Linked DNA regions of Homo sapiens: all the other regions are linked to region 2. Evidence: read pairs that join two places in POLR2A ChIA-PET (ENCODE). Cell type or tissue: A673. All regions are shown on one strand.

What was found. ChIA-PET counts read pairs that join two places held together with the same protein. Peaks named below come from ENCODE experiments on the same cell type or tissue, not always from the same donor. Only the 100,000 strongest peaks of a DNase experiment are listed, where the experiment ranks them.
Region 1: POLR2A ChIA-PET joins it to region 2 with 7 read pairs; 1 of 35 experiments calls an interaction of 5 or more read pairs at or near these places.
Region 3: POLR2A ChIA-PET joins it to region 2 with 7 read pairs; 2 of 35 experiments call an interaction of 5 or more read pairs at or near these places.

What each region holds. Positions count from the first base shown.
Region 1 is chr1:90,122,015-90,127,014 of GRCh38, reverse strand. No RefSeq gene overlaps it. Among named protein-coding and RNA genes, the nearest start is that of ZNF326, 130 kb to the right of the region's middle. In A673, no CTCF peak of the experiment used is centred here; no DNase peak of the experiment used is centred here; H3K27ac peaks cover 538 bases.
Region 2 is chr1:90,065,387-90,070,386 of GRCh38, reverse strand. No RefSeq gene overlaps it. Among named protein-coding and RNA genes, the nearest start is that of ZNF326, 73 kb to the right of the region's middle. In A673, no CTCF peak of the experiment used is centred here; DNase peaks (open chromatin) are centred at 1,316, 1,986, 2,866 and 4,366; H3K27ac peaks cover 4,961 bases.
Region 3 is chr1:90,705,677-90,710,676 of GRCh38, reverse strand. No RefSeq gene overlaps it. Among named protein-coding and RNA genes, the nearest start is that of BARHL2, 9.1 kb to the left of the region's middle. RefSeq lists an enhancer at 3,838-4,632. In A673, no CTCF peak of the experiment used is centred here; DNase peaks (open chromatin) are centred at 1,176, 2,126, 2,526, 3,856 and 3 weaker places; H3K4me3 peaks cover 4,390 bases; H3K27ac peaks cover 5,000 bases.

The DNA of each region.
Region 1 (5,000 bases), 57 kb before region 2:
CATGAGAACAGCAAGGGGGAAATCCACCCACATGATCTAATCACCTCTCATCAGGCCCTTCCTCCAACATTAGGGATTACAATTTGACATGAGATTTGGGCGGGAACACAAACCCAAACCATATCACACATTAAAGAAGCTGATGTGATGAGATTTAATATTGCAAAATTTTACTTTGATTTTGGACAGTTCAGTGTTTTCCCTACTCTCTTTGGAGCCATGAAAAAGGGAATAATAGGCCAGCCTCACTATTTAAGGACTTCTGGCCAACCCAAGATACCGTGTCCTGTTTGATCCCATGGATAGACCTTGGTAAAATTTGACTACATCGCCAATCTAAAGTAAATTGAGTATATCTTGGTTAGCTTTCTAATTATAAATAAGTAGTTGATTTTTAGACTAACTTGCATGTTTCTTGTCATAGAGGCAATAGAGCCCATCTGTTCATAAATGACTTCCTCCCTGGTGCTGATTGCAAAGCTATGTCACTGTTTCACCTTCCAAGAGCATGCCCTGATCTCCACTATCCATTGTCCAAAAGTTTATAGAACATCAGCTCTGTGTCTAATAATATTGTGAAGCGTAAAAAGATAAATACGTTAAGTATCTCTCCTTAGGCCAGCCACCAACTAATACCAAATGCCAAAGAGACTGGGTGGCTTCCTAGGTTGGAAATGTCCAGGAATAACTTGGATGCTGAACACTGACTCAGTTTTCCCAAAAGGAACCATCACTCTTGATCTTCCTGATCCCATGTTTCAGATTACTTAGACAATGAGTGTTACCAGACCTGGGCCTCTCACTCACCTTTAAAGCTACTGTTAAATTTTAGAAATCCAAAGAGTATAAAAAGATGCAGAAAGAAGACTGGACAGTTCTCAGCTGACTGCAGGATTTTCAGCTGACGATGAGCAACACACAGTCAGCAGGTTTATTTTCTTCAAGCATGACTGTTCACCACCATCCCTTCCCACCCCGCCCCTCCCGCCATCCCATTCCAGGATTACCATTCCAGCTCATGTAATTTTTAAGACCAAACATTCCTCCAAACCAAATATAGAACTCTCTGGAGGATAATTAGGACTAGATGGCGCTCATCATTGGTTTTTTTCAAAAACCTGTTTTCATGATAGCATATCATCAGTACATTTCCCAATACTTTGACAACCACTGAAAATATCAGTGTTCTTTTCTAATACTTGTTTTTTAGATGGTAAAAATGAAATATAGCATACTTAGAATAAATGAAGACTCCCACTATCATCACTGCATGCTGGTTTTTAGAGAAAAGAAAAACAAGCAAATTTTTAATATTTACCTGATGCCTTAGAGCAACTGGTACTGGTTGTTAGTTTTGCCAGAAAGTATGGCTACAAAATGTCTATTCTAAATCTAGATCTATTGTATTTAGTATCACTGGCCTAGATCTTACCTGGTTTATAAATCAAGATCTCAAGCAACAAGTAGCCTTGATCACTGACATTGGTACACATTTCACCATTGTTTATCTTGGAGGTTATGACAGACCAGGATTCAGGATTGCTAAAGGTGAGCATGCTTACAGTGTTTGACGTTTGTGGTTTTTTTCTAAAGGTAAAGTCAGATATCAAGTTAAATCTATTTTAACATTTCCCCAGGCTAGCCTTATTCTATGGAATAACACTTCGGGCCCTCAATCACACATTTGTGTTGACATTAGAACAGATTCATAACTGTTTTTCTGAGTTGAACTCTGGACCTATCTACAGATACTCACTTGGCTCATTTTAAAGCAGAGATAAGCCCTTCTCTCCAGGCAGCCTTCCTTGCTCAAATTCCACAACGGAATATCAAACTTATCTTTGCTTAATTGTCTGTTAAGGTAGACATGCCGGGAGCGGTGGCTCACGCCTGTAATCCCAGCACTTTGGGAGGCTGAGGCGGGCGGATCACCAGGTTAGGACATCGAGACTATCCTGCCCAACATGGTGAAACCCCATCTCTATTAAAAATACAAAAATTAGCCGGGCGTGGTGGTGGGCACCTGTGGTCCCAGCTACTCGGGAGGCTGAGGCAGGATAATCACTTGAACCTGGGAGGTGGAGGTTGCAGTGAGCCAAGATCACGCCACTGCACTCTAGCCTGGCAACAGAGTGAGACTCCGTCTCAAAAACAAACAAACAAAAATATAGACATAACTCTTTATTTGGCACTATATACCAGCTGTGATGCAGATACATTTTAGGGAGTACATCTTATCAAATTTTCAGCTTAAAGAAATAGCTTTTGGAGAATTTCCTCAGGGAGAGAGTCAATACATTCCTCTTAGATCTTTGAGTTCTACTACTGGGTTAAGCCGGGTCACAGAGAGCTTGGTACTTGGACGGCATTACTTCAGTTGTCTGTGGCAAAGTGTTTTTACTGAAATTGCATTTTGGCAGAATGTAACAGGTCTATTTTCAGGGAATGAATTTAGATAGTCTTTGAAAAGTAGGATGTCTTTGAAAGTAAAGATTTGAGAAATATTTGGGTAATAAAACCTCTTGGTCTTGATGATGGATTGAATGTGGTATGAAGAGCTATGAAAAGAGAGAGAGTGAGGAAGATCATATTTCTGACACGGATGATCTGATGTGTGGTAGTATATTTAATATTAATTGATTGAGACTCAGACAAGGGGATAAACAGAGTTTGGGAAATATGCAAAACATCCAAGTACTTATATCTAGCATACATTTGAATAAATAGGTCAGAAGTCAGAAAAGAGGTCAGTACCAGAGCAACGGGCCAACAAGAGAAAATCTGAGCAACATCAATGGCTTAAGAGACCAGCATAGGAAGAGGATTTGAGGAACCATTTTAAAAAAGAAAATGTAATGAAATATCAACCACAACATTTCTAAATAGGAAATCATTTTACACTGGCTGGCATGAAATTGATAATATGACCATTAAAACTGAAAATAAGAGAGTCCAGCAATTTCACTGAATTTAGGAGTAAACAAAAGATTCATGTCTGGCAGGTTGATTCTCTTCAGCTAAAGATATTTTTATTGACTTCTACCTTGATGAGAATATTTTAATAAAGAGGAAAAAATAGGTTTCTTGATCTAAAGAAAACTATGATTTCAAAGTGGACACCTGATATTCAAGAAAAATATCACACACATATAACACACACAAATATATAACAAATCATTAATGTAAGTATCTTTTAGGTACATGGGTTAGAAGAGACATCCATTTTTCTTGTGTATTTCTGTAGTATTTTACTTTTTTTGTTTGTTTGTTTGAGATGGAGTCTCGCTCTGTCACCAGGCTGGAGTGCAGAGGCACGATCTCGGCTCACTGCAACCTCCAACTCCCCAGTTCAAGCTATTCTCCTGCCTCAGCCTCCCGAGTAGCTGGGATTACAGGCACACGCCACCACGCTCAGATTATTTTTGTATTTTTACTAGAGACAGGGTTTCACCATGTTGGCCAGGATGGTCTCAATCTCGTGACCTAGTGATCCGCCCACCTCAGCCTCCCAAAGTTCTGGGATTACAGGCATGAGCCACCGTGCCCAGCGGTATGTGAAGTTTTTCTAATGATCAAGCATTTTAAGCAAAAAAAAAAGATTAAAAGAAAACAAATTGAAAACCTATATATTTTTCCAACAAATTTTTATCCTTTCCATAATGCCTTCTTCAATTGTCATCCCCGGTTTAAGGAAAGCTGTTTTCATTTTACCTGTGTCTGCTGGATAAGTAAATGCCAAAGAATTCAGGTTTAGGGGGACACTATGGTCTCTGGTGTAAACTAGAACACAGTCTGTCCTTGGCAGGCTTGCTGCTTCTCTACAGGAGATTACTCAACAGAAATGGAAAGCTGGCTGCTGGTGAATTCACTTGCTGTCACCCACAAGCAGCCCTGGCCCTCACAGTCCTCTAGCCAAGTAGAAATGAAGCCTTTTGTCAATTTCAGCAGCCCGTTCCTCTCGGGCTAGGTCTCTCCTGAGGCCACTCCTTCATGCCTTGCTCTAAACTTGCAGCTCTGCAGAGACCATATATGAGACTGAAAAGTCAGCCCCCTTGGATCAAGAGGGCTTCTGCCCTTTGCCCTGCAAGGGCTGTTAATTTTACATTTGCAGATAGAAACTTACCCCCTGTTGCTCATACTGATGAACCTAATGGCTTCCTGGCATGCCAAGGTTCACAGCCATCTGCTCTGCTGGCAGCATGCCCTCATCAAAGGTGGTGTGCCATGTTCAGACGGGGGTGGGGAATGGAGATCAACCAAAGAAAGGTTTCAAAAGTGGTAGCAGTGAATGTAATGATGCCTTATTTGCAAAAAGACCTCCTGGTAGCTAACAAAGCCAAATGAGGAACACATGCTGCATTACAAGGCAGCTGATCTACTGACAATTGTTGGCATAATATCATCAAAGCCAGTTTTTATTCTGTATCCCTTTTCCTAAGTGGTTGCCAGATGTGGAATTCTAAATTTAGGGCAGGTAAAGCCTGGTTGGCCAGACTTTTTCTGGGAGGCCACGCATAGGATAGGACATATGGCACCATTTATGGGAGAACCTTCCCTAAAATATGTAGATGCAGCTTATTAAGCTATCACCAGGGCTGGGTGCTAGCCTCCGATGAGGCTCCATGGCTGGGAAACATGCCTGTCTACAGGCTTCTCAGATATGGTTGCATCTATCGAATTACGTGGGACACACTTATACTAAAAAATTAGTTTTTGTTTGTCTGAAATTCAAATTTAGTTGGTGTTGTGTTTTTATTTGTGAGGTCTGGTAACCCAGCTCTTAGATCAAGCTGAAGAAAAGGAGCAAGGAAGAAAATTTAAGGAGATTTGGGGCAACCCTAGGACAGCTGTCAGAATTAACATCTTAGAATCAGAGTGGCACTGATAAATCATTTTTTATCTGAAAACACTCACTTTCCTATGTGGGAAGGGCCTTTGATTATTAGAGGATTTCAATAATTGAGTCTTGTTTTAGCTGTCCGTGGCATCTCTCAAGCTTT
Region 2 (5,000 bases):
CATAAAACATTTTCTTTTTTCTAAAGAAATTATTTTCTAAAGTTTAGATACAGAACCATTATCATTTTTCATCTCAAATAATTTTTTTTATCACTTTATCTCACATCAGAGCCATGCCAAGGGTTCTACTACTGTGGAAATTAAATCTTCAGATAGATCCTTCCTTGATGTAGAATCATTATTTCATTGCATGAATGATTTATTAGTTGCCTTCCATATGTCAGACAGTCCCATAACAAGGCTCTGGGGATAGAATGATGAACAAGACAATTGTTTTCTTCAGTCACACCTATAGACAGATAAGGAAGCAAGCCAATGGCCCAGCAGTGACTGTATCAGTGGTTGCAGTAACCAACAACCCCAAAAATCTCACTAGCTAAAAGGCAGCAAAGCCATGTCTCTCACACATGCAATGCCTATTGTGTGTTTCAGTAACTCTCCATGGCAGCTGCCCTCCGTACATTGATTCACCATTACTCCTCCATATCAACACAAGCTTTCAGAATTGCCAAGGCGGAGGAAGAGAGAGAGGGACTTGAATGCAGAAATTACATATGTCCTTTCTGCTCACAAATTATCAGCCACATCAAACCGTGGCCAAACCTAAATTCAAGAAGGTGTGAAGGTGCAATCCTCTCATATGCTCAGAAGTAAAGAAACAGATATGGGGCCAGGCGCAGTGGCTCACACCTGTAATCTCAGCATTTTGGGAGGCCAAGGCGGGTGGATTGCTTGAGCTCAGGAGTTTAAGACCAGCCTGGGCAAACACGGCAAAACCCAGTGTCTGCTAAAAATACAAAAATTAGTTGGGCATGATGTCACACGCCTGTAGTCCCAGACACTTGGGAGGCTGAGGTGGGAGGATGGCTTGAGCCCAGGCCGAGGTTGCAGTGAGCCAAGATCATGCCACTGCTCTCCAGCCTGGGTGACAGAGCCAGACCCTGTCTCAGAAAAAAAGGGGAGAGAGAGAGAGAAAAAAAAAAAGAATGAAAGAAAGAAAGAAAGGAAAGAAAGGAAAGAAAGAAAAAGAAAGAAAGAAAGAAAGAAAGAAAGAAAGAAAGAAAGAAAGAAAGAAAGAGAAAGAAAGAAAGAAAGAAAGAAAAAGAAAAAGAAAGAAAGAGAGAGAGATACTTCTTGAATTTAGGTGTGGCCATGGTTTGATGTGGCTGATAATTTGTGAGCAGAATGGATGGACGTAATTTTTGTGTTCAAGTCCCTCTCTCTCTTCCTCTGCCTTGGCAATTCTGAAAGCTTTTGTTGACATGGAAGCGTAATGGTGAATCAATGTATGGAGGGCAGCTGCCATGTAGAGTCGCTGAAACACACAACAGACTTTGCATGTGTGAGATACATGGCTTTGCTGCCTTTTAGCTAGTGAGAGAGAGAGAGAAAGAAAGGAAGGAAGGAAGGAAGGAAGGAAGGAAGGAAGGAAGGAAGGAAGGAAGGAGGAAGGAAGGAAAAGGAGGGAGGGAGGAAGGAAGGAAGGGAGGGATACTGGTAAACAGTAAAAATGACTATTACAATGACATTGTAAATTGCTGGAGGACATAATACTTAACCTGAGACTCAAAAGATGAATGGAATTTAATAAATTAAATAGATGGTTAAGGATGACAGTCCTAGTCAGAAGGAGCAGTATATATAAGGAAAGCACGGAAAGTTTATCCTCTTGACTGGTTCTGCTAGCGTTATAGAAGTTGCAGCCAGCAACATGAGTGCAAGTGGTGAGGTAAAGAACCAGGGCTGTAGGAATCAATAATATGCCCATACACACACAGAAATATATGTGTATATATATGTATATGCATATGTACATACGTACTACATAAATATTAAAATGGAGAAATGACAATAGCTGTCCCTGGAAATTTGATGGTAGTGCCTGCCCCACTACCATCCTAGGGGACATGACCACCCAGATGTGCTGAGGATTTCCAAAGTTTCAGCACCAAGCTTCGTGGGTTCCACTGACAAGGACAAAGTTACTTCCCTAGCAATTAAGTCCTGGAGACATAAGTAACAAGTACCTGGCATGGTGACTTCATGCCTGTAATCTAAGCACTTTGGGAGGCTAAGGTAAGAGGATTGCTTGAGCACAGGTGTTTGAAAAATAACAGGTTGGTTACGTATTTTGACCTATTTCTCCTAATATCCCCCAACCTCAGAGCATTCTTTGTACTATACTATTGTACCTACATTATATGGTTACTGTGAGGATCTAGCAGTTTAAAGGCCTTAGCATAGCTGTTTAGCACATAGTAAGACCTCATTTAAACCAGCTATTACTCCTTGGTTCAGAATGAATAAAACGCTTCTCCTGAGCTACATACTTCCAAACCTCCCCAGTCCATAGGAACTTCACCCTCATTTTGCAGATGAGATAGCTGTGAATAATAGCATAACATCCCCAAGGACAGGGTGTTCCACCACAGCTAGCCGTGGTGGGAACAGAGATTTAAACCTAGGACTATCTTAATGTAAATCCTGCTTAAACTGTTTAACTAAATTACCACCAACAGAAGATAAACAGCCAAGCTCATTTAGAATGAGGATGATTTTATATTTGTCTGGAAATTTCTTCATACAGGTTCATATATATTAGGCAAGTACAAACCACGAGCCAATCGTAAAGCATAATCAACACAGTCTGTAGCAATGGCAACCCTCTGGCACAGACCTCAAAGAGATGAAGCTAAAGTCATCCAGTTTAATTTTAAAGTTTCTTTCTCATACTTTTATGACCCCTCCAAATTTTCTTAGTTGGCTGGAAGCAACTCTATTCTCAGAATCACATATCTCTTTCACTCATCTTGAACACACTTGTTAGTGCAGATTAGAACTTGTTAAAGATTAATTCTTAAAGCATCCTCAAGCTTTCTTTTCCAACAAAGGAAACATCAATTATAGGCTCACACATAAACTTTGCCCCTTTCTTGAATACTTGCTGCCCTTTATAAATCTTAGATTTCTTCCCCTTGAGTATTCGTTCAAAGGAGAGATTTTATTGCCTCCAGGGGTTGTTAAACTGATTGCAATACTGCCTATTTAGAGCAGTTCAGTGGGAATTAAGCTGGTTCAATGCTGTCAGACCTAGAATATAGCTGTCAAATAGCATTACAAGTAAAACACCCTTGATAAGAAATAATGACCAAATGTCAATCTGTTTTTCACTACCCTTGCTACAGACTTCTCCTGCCACACACAAAAAAGCAAGGCTTTACGCTTTATAGTAATAGGACATTCTGATATTTCCATTAAAATTATAGCAGTGTTTTCAATAATAAAAAACATAATTCTAAAAGCAATCTGGGCTCAAACAGTGATGGAAACATTATTTTCCCTTTCATAAAGTATTTGGCAATCTGTTTCAAAACTAACAAATTTTATTAATGCAAGTAAGTGCAGAATTGTCTTTAAACCATTTTTAAGTTTTATCATTCATTCATTCCACTAATACTCATTGACCCTCTATGAGTTTGATACTGTGCTAGATATTAGGGTTCAAACATACGGTTACTTGTGAGCAATTTTAAATAGTCTAGATTTAATCCTGCAGGCAATTGGAAATAAATGCAAGATTTAAAGCATAGTCAGATTTATCTTTAGAAAGATTAATGTGGCTACACTGTGTTCCCCCTCATCCCCGTCTTTTCCTAGCATTGATTACATTTCATAATCATTTTTAAGTTTATACCCATATTCCCACTAAATTATAAATCTATGAAAGCAGGGATGCTGTCTACTTTTTTTGTTATGGTATACCCAGAACCCAACACAGTACCTGGTATAGAAGCCATTTGTTAATTTTGTGCATGATTAAATGAATTAACCAATACATATCAAAGGGTATTGAGATGGTATTTTAAAAGATCAATTAGAAAGCTGTTACAGTTTATACGCAATTTATGATTACCTAAAATAAGGCAGTGATATTGTGGCAAAGTAGGACTTTATTGTATATTTAATGTGGATGGCATAGAAAAGTAAAGTGTTTAGAATAACTCAGAAGTTTCTAATTCAACCAAGTGAATGTCGATGCTCTCAGAAAGAAAAAAAAGTTCAGGGTAAAAGACCACTCAACTAATCACTAATAAAACATTATTTCTAAATTTTAGGCATTATAGAAAATACACCAAGATACAAATAAGATAAAATATATAGTCCCCTTTAAAAGGTGTTGTGCACCATTTTAAAAGAATTCTTAAAGTATTAATTACTGAATAATTTAACTGGTGATTTAATCAATTAATGACCCACGGTCACACTGATTAATCCTTCTTTTCCCCTCTCCCACTTCTGTCCTCTCCATCAAGGCAAATTTTTTCTACCCTAAAAGAATAGAATAGCAGTTTACTAATAAATCACGCCAAATCATTTCCTTTTCCTGACAAGAGTTATTATGTCAGTACATTGTAAGAAAATCATAATGTCCTAGATCTCAAAAAGACATTTGAGTTGGTTTTTCACACACTATTCACTTCCCCTACTTTCATTATTATTATATATGTCATTCCACTGCCCAAAAACCTTTAAATAATCTCCCATTGCATTTAAAATTATATTCAAAGTCATTTGCTTTGCAATGCAAACCTCTATAATTTGAATTCTACCTGCCTTTCTAATTTGTCTCACATACAAAACCAACATAACCATCGCAGGCAGTTTTGGTTTTTTTCCAATGTAAGAAAATTTGTCTTATTGCACTGTGGTCATGCTTCCTATCTTTGACCATGAATAGTTTGTTTGCTGTTTCAATGGACCTGTTTCTGAAGGACTTTTACTATTTCTAAAAATCAAACTCATCCCTCCACAGAGGAAGATATTTTCCATTACTGAAAACATTACCAAAAAACAAAAGTGCAATAGCATCCAGAAGAAATTCTAAAACAAGTGTTTTATAAATAATGTGAGTAAGGATAACATCATTACAACAAGTGCTTACCTTTCCAAGGTGACCATTTTGAAGGGACTCTCTCATTTGAAGCAAAGTTTCTCTTACA
Region 3 (5,000 bases), 640 kb before region 2:
TTTGTAGCACCCTGGCCTAAGTCAGTCATAAGCACCACCCCTCACCCCCCGCCAGGCTGGCTCCCCACCAGGCTCAGTGCTCAGGACTGTATGAAGGAGCCACTTAGTGGAGCATACAGTTCCCAGGTTGCTCCTACTCCTCTCCAGCCCCCGGGTCACTTCCTGAGTAGCCAGAGTCAGACCTCCTATCTGGGCATCCTCACATTTCTATCCTCACTCCTGCCCTAGTACAGTGACAAAGGGGTAATACAAGCAGCTAAAATACATCTGGACCTGGCCTCCAACTTTCTCTGATGGTTGAACCTTAGTGTAGTTAAAAATGTTTTTAAAAATGTGAAGTGATGTGGGAATGTATATTTAGGAGGGGTGGGAAAGAAGGAGGGAAGAAAAGTGAAATCCAGGTGGAAATTGCCTGGGGGCACCTTGATCAGACCTTGGCTAATTAGGAAGTGGTTTGCAGATTTCTCTCCAGCTCATCAGTTTGCTTTAAACTTGGTCTTGGTCTTGTTTGATTCTAACAAAAGGGTCTGGACTGGCCCTTCTCATTTTCTGCCTGCTTAGCTGAGACAAACTCAGCTAGCTGGGCTTGGCTGGAAATTGGGCGCCGCTATGTCCAGTTAGGATGTCCAATACCTAGGCACTTAGCAGACCCTCCTTGTTTCATCTTGCAGTTGGGTTTTTTGATCAAGTTTAAACAGTTTAAAAGTGGTCTGCCTAGGCCTAAAAAGGCACTCTCCAAGGTTTGAGGGTGCTATAGCTTCTGTTTGCACTGAAACTGGGGCTGGTCAACTCTAGGCACAAGGAGGGATTTGAGAGGCCACAGAGTTTATGCATACAAAGAATCTTTACAAAGAATTAACTCAGATCCAGGTATGAAAAACACACAAAACTACAAATCCAAATAAGGCCAGAGCACCCATTTGCTGCCAGCAGTCCCCAGCCACCTGCAGGATGGTGGGCCGGGAAGTCTGCCCACTGCCGCTTTACACTCAAGGCTGAACTTGGACTCCTGAGGTGGACAATGCAGGGGGAAGCACTGTGCCTACAGAGACCAAGATCTCTTAATCAACCTCATATTGCTCTGCTGCTAGCAATTACTCAGGATCCATTAGGGTCCTCCCCAAATCCAAGTTTCTTCAAAGTCATGTTTTCTTTCACCCCCTAAATCATGCAGCTGAATGTGTCAATGTCCTTTCTAAATTTGTTTGGTTACCTGCTGTTGCATACAAGTTGGCAGATTGGATGTTGTGGGGTGGGGGATATTGTCCCAGGAAGAAAGTTGGGTGGGTGCCTGGTTCCTTCCTTCCTTCCTTCCTTCCTTCCTTCCTTCCTTCCTTCCTTCCTTCCTCCCTCCCTCCCTCCCTCCCTCCCTTCTCTCCTTCCTTTCTTTTTTTCTTTTATTTTCCTTTCTCTCTTTCTTTCTTTCTTTCTTTCTTTCTTCCTTTCCTTTTCTTTCTTTTCTTTCCTTCTTTTTCTGCAGCAGTACTGCAAAGGGCACCTCAGCAGGTGCCCTAGTATTCAAAAGTCACCTGCTTAAAAGTCAAATGCAAACTCAATTTTTTTCTTCACAAAGGGTCCTTCTTTCCTTCTGTGCCTGCTCAACTAAATTAGGAGGTTGGCTAGGAGGTGAAGAGTGCAACTCCAGGTTTTCTGAGAAGCAAGGAACAAGGTAACAGGCAGAGGCCTATTCTCATGGGAAATCTGGAGTTACAGAGAAGCAGAGGACAGCTGTCCCTGGGAACTGTACTCTTTTTCTTTTTTCCCACCTTCAGCTGGTGTCTGAAGGGCACTCCGTGGCTGGACTCCATTTAGATTGCTCCTTTGATTAAGTCGGAGGCTAGAAAAACAGAGATTTTCAGTGGCAATCTTTGCTTCCTACAGAAACACAGTAATACAAAGTTATTTCAGAGAGACGTTTAAAGACCTACAAAGGCCTCTTAGATTTGCCAACACCAAGATCAGCTCAGGGACCCCAGCAAACCTACACAAATCTGTAGTGAGTGTGAAGGAAGAAGTTAACTCCCCGGCTAGCAGCCAGCTGTTCTAGCCCAAACTAGTGATTTTTCAATGAGTTGCAAAGTAGTGATTGCTTCTTGGCTCCATGCCTCCAGCAAAGATACCTACCACCCTGTATCCGTTTAATTTTGCTCCACCCCTTAAAATGAAAGCCCACACGATGGCAAATTAGACAGTTGATTTCCTCCCTTGCAAATAAAACTGCTTACTCTCCCTCCTCCTCCCTCCCTGCCATCTGACTCCTGCCTAGGCAGCCCTTCCCCAGGAGTCTGTCGGATCCCACCTCCCCTCTTTAAACAAGTGGCTTGTGAGTAGTTTGTTTTGTTATATTTTTAACTTTCTAAAAATATTTGGAAAAGCTCTCCCCAGGGCTAGGGAAACTTTAGTTCTTGTTAAGCCACGTGGTTACAAAAATGTACTGGAAGAGAGCTGCCTGGTTTTTGAAAAAACCAAGCTTGAAGTCAACATGCTTGGAAAGAATGAGACTTTTCACCACTGGTGGACATGCTCAGGGGCGGGGTCAAGCCTTGCAGGGAAATGATGTTTCTTTTGCATCTCTGAATCTTTGGTGAGGGAATTCGGGCTTGCTCTGTACCCTGGCTGTTGACTAGAGAGCGGTGTGCGCAGATGAGTGAGTGGGGGCCTCTCCAGGGATTACTCCTATGGACTCTGGAACAGTATCCCCAAGCTCCTTAAGTCTCCCACTAGGTCTTTACCCAGTCCCACTTTTTAGTCATCTCCAGGCTTCTTTGCTAACATTTGTGTCTTTTTCTGGAGTTAGGGCCACTTATCATAAGGGTCCAGTGCCGAGTGCCCTGACTTCTTACCTTATCCCCAGGGCTGGGTAGGGGTAAGTGAGAGGGGTGTGTGGGGCTGTGGGGAGGTGTGCTTTCAGAGAAAGGGAGGTGTCATTGGCCTCTTGGATTAGAAAACCAGGTCATCTGTCTCGGGGCGATGAGATGACCCAGAAGGGACTATTTCCCCCGGTCCTTCCGGCTGAATTTTGAAGGTCTTTGTCAGTTTGAGTGTTGCTGGGTGGACCGTCTCGGTTAACCTTACATTCTCAGTTTGTCTCCTCTCTCCTCTCCTTGTCCACTGGGTCTCCCGCTCCCGGTTTCTGTGTGCTAGCACCACAGACAGCTCCCAGGGCGCCGGGTGGAGCTAGGTAACCTGGGCTGGCGGGTTCCGGGTAAAAGCCTAGGCGGCCGCAGCGGAGGCGTCTAGGAAGGGTCGGCGGCGCCCGGGGGGAGGTAAGCAAAGTGATTACAAAGCAACCTCCCCGGCAGCGTTTCCTGATTAGCTCTAAGTCCAAACAGGGTCACATTCCAAAGAACAAAATCTTCAGATCAATAAAGTAATTCAAAAACCCAAAGATCTCGGGGTAAGTAGTGCTCAGTGACAGATCAACTGTGAATCGTCCCTATTTAATAAGTTCTTAGTGGAAGCCGAGGAGGGAGGAGCCGGGCCTCAGGTCTGCGGCTCCAAGACCTTGCGCCGCGGCTGCGACGAGGTGGCCGGCGGAACCCTTCTAACTGGCACATACTTCCTCTGTTCGCACAGCTCGGAGCGCGCTCGGCGAGCCGCCGCCTCGGCCACCGCAGGCAGAGCAGAAGCGCTCCCGAGGCAGCAGCCCTGCAGGTCGCGCTGGGCCCAGGCCCTGCTCCCCACCGCGGCTCTCAGCCCGCGCCCTCTCCCTGCAGATTTGGGTCTCTCCCAGCTCTTGCTACTATCTGGTCTGGGACAGCGAGTCGCCCCTGCGGGAGCTCCGCCGAAAAAAGAGGACCTTCGCGAGAGCGAGATTGAACTTGATTTACGATAAAAGGGCCCTGTCACTTTGTGGAGCTGATGGATTCCCGCCCCCACCCACCCCCATTCCCGCCGTCAGACTTCATTCTTTAGTGAAGAGGCCCTCAGTGTGGCTGTCCTCCCGCCTCCTCCTAACGATTCGCATACACGTCGCAGCCAGGGATTTGGCGCGGCGGCCTTGAAGCCCAGCCGCGGCGCGCCGGCTCCGTGCGGGTTCTTGCTCGGCGCGTACCCCAGCTGGGCCCCGCGCTCCTCCACCTTCAGGACCGCCCGGCCGCCACGAGTTCCTGCGCCCGGGTACAGACAGCGCTTCAGGGAGGCATGGGCGCATCAGGACAGGGGCTCTATAGGCCTGGGACGGGAATCCAGACGCTTTCAAGGACGGTACTTGGGATGGCCTACAGAGCAGGGCCCTTCTCTCACATCTCGGGGGGCTCTGGAGGGAATATAAAGCCTTCTTCTCCTGTGAAGACAATAAAATAATCTTTGCTCAGATGGGAGCTCTTATCTGCATCCAGCTTCACTCCCACCGCTCTAAAGACCTCATGGCTGCAAATGATACCTCCTTCAGATTTCTCTTCAATTCTTGGAAGTCAACTCCTCTTTGTTGATCACCCCCTACTTCCCCTTTGGCTCTTCTCTTCCTCCTTCCCACTATAGTTGGAGGTACGAAAATGCTAAGTGGAATTTAGGAACCAGTAGACATATGTAGTGCAATGGATTATCCATGTCTGTAGATTCAAGCGTTATTCGCGAGACGGGGTTTCCCCCAAAGCCTCTGGGGACTGGAGGAAGAGGTGTTCCAGGGCGCCCATTCAGGCACAGTCCATCCTCACGTGAACTAGTAGGGAAAGTTTTCTATAAAACAATGTACATTTATAATGCCTCTTTAGGAGAGAGGAATTAGATATTAGTGGTGCGTTGTTTCCCCACTCCTATAATACAAAATTAGGGTGCCTGTGGTGTAAAAATGGTCTGCATTCTAAAACAAATCAGCTGACAGAGTGTTAGGAAAAAATGTGGAAGTCCGTGCTATTCACTTCCTACTGCAGGAAAGCTAAGTTATTTGGTATAGTTTTCAAATGTCAGAGTCTCCCAAGCACATTAGCTAGGTTTCCTGTAGAGTGAACAGTTTTTCTAATGATTTAATTTTAAGCTTTTGATTTTAAATATATCTC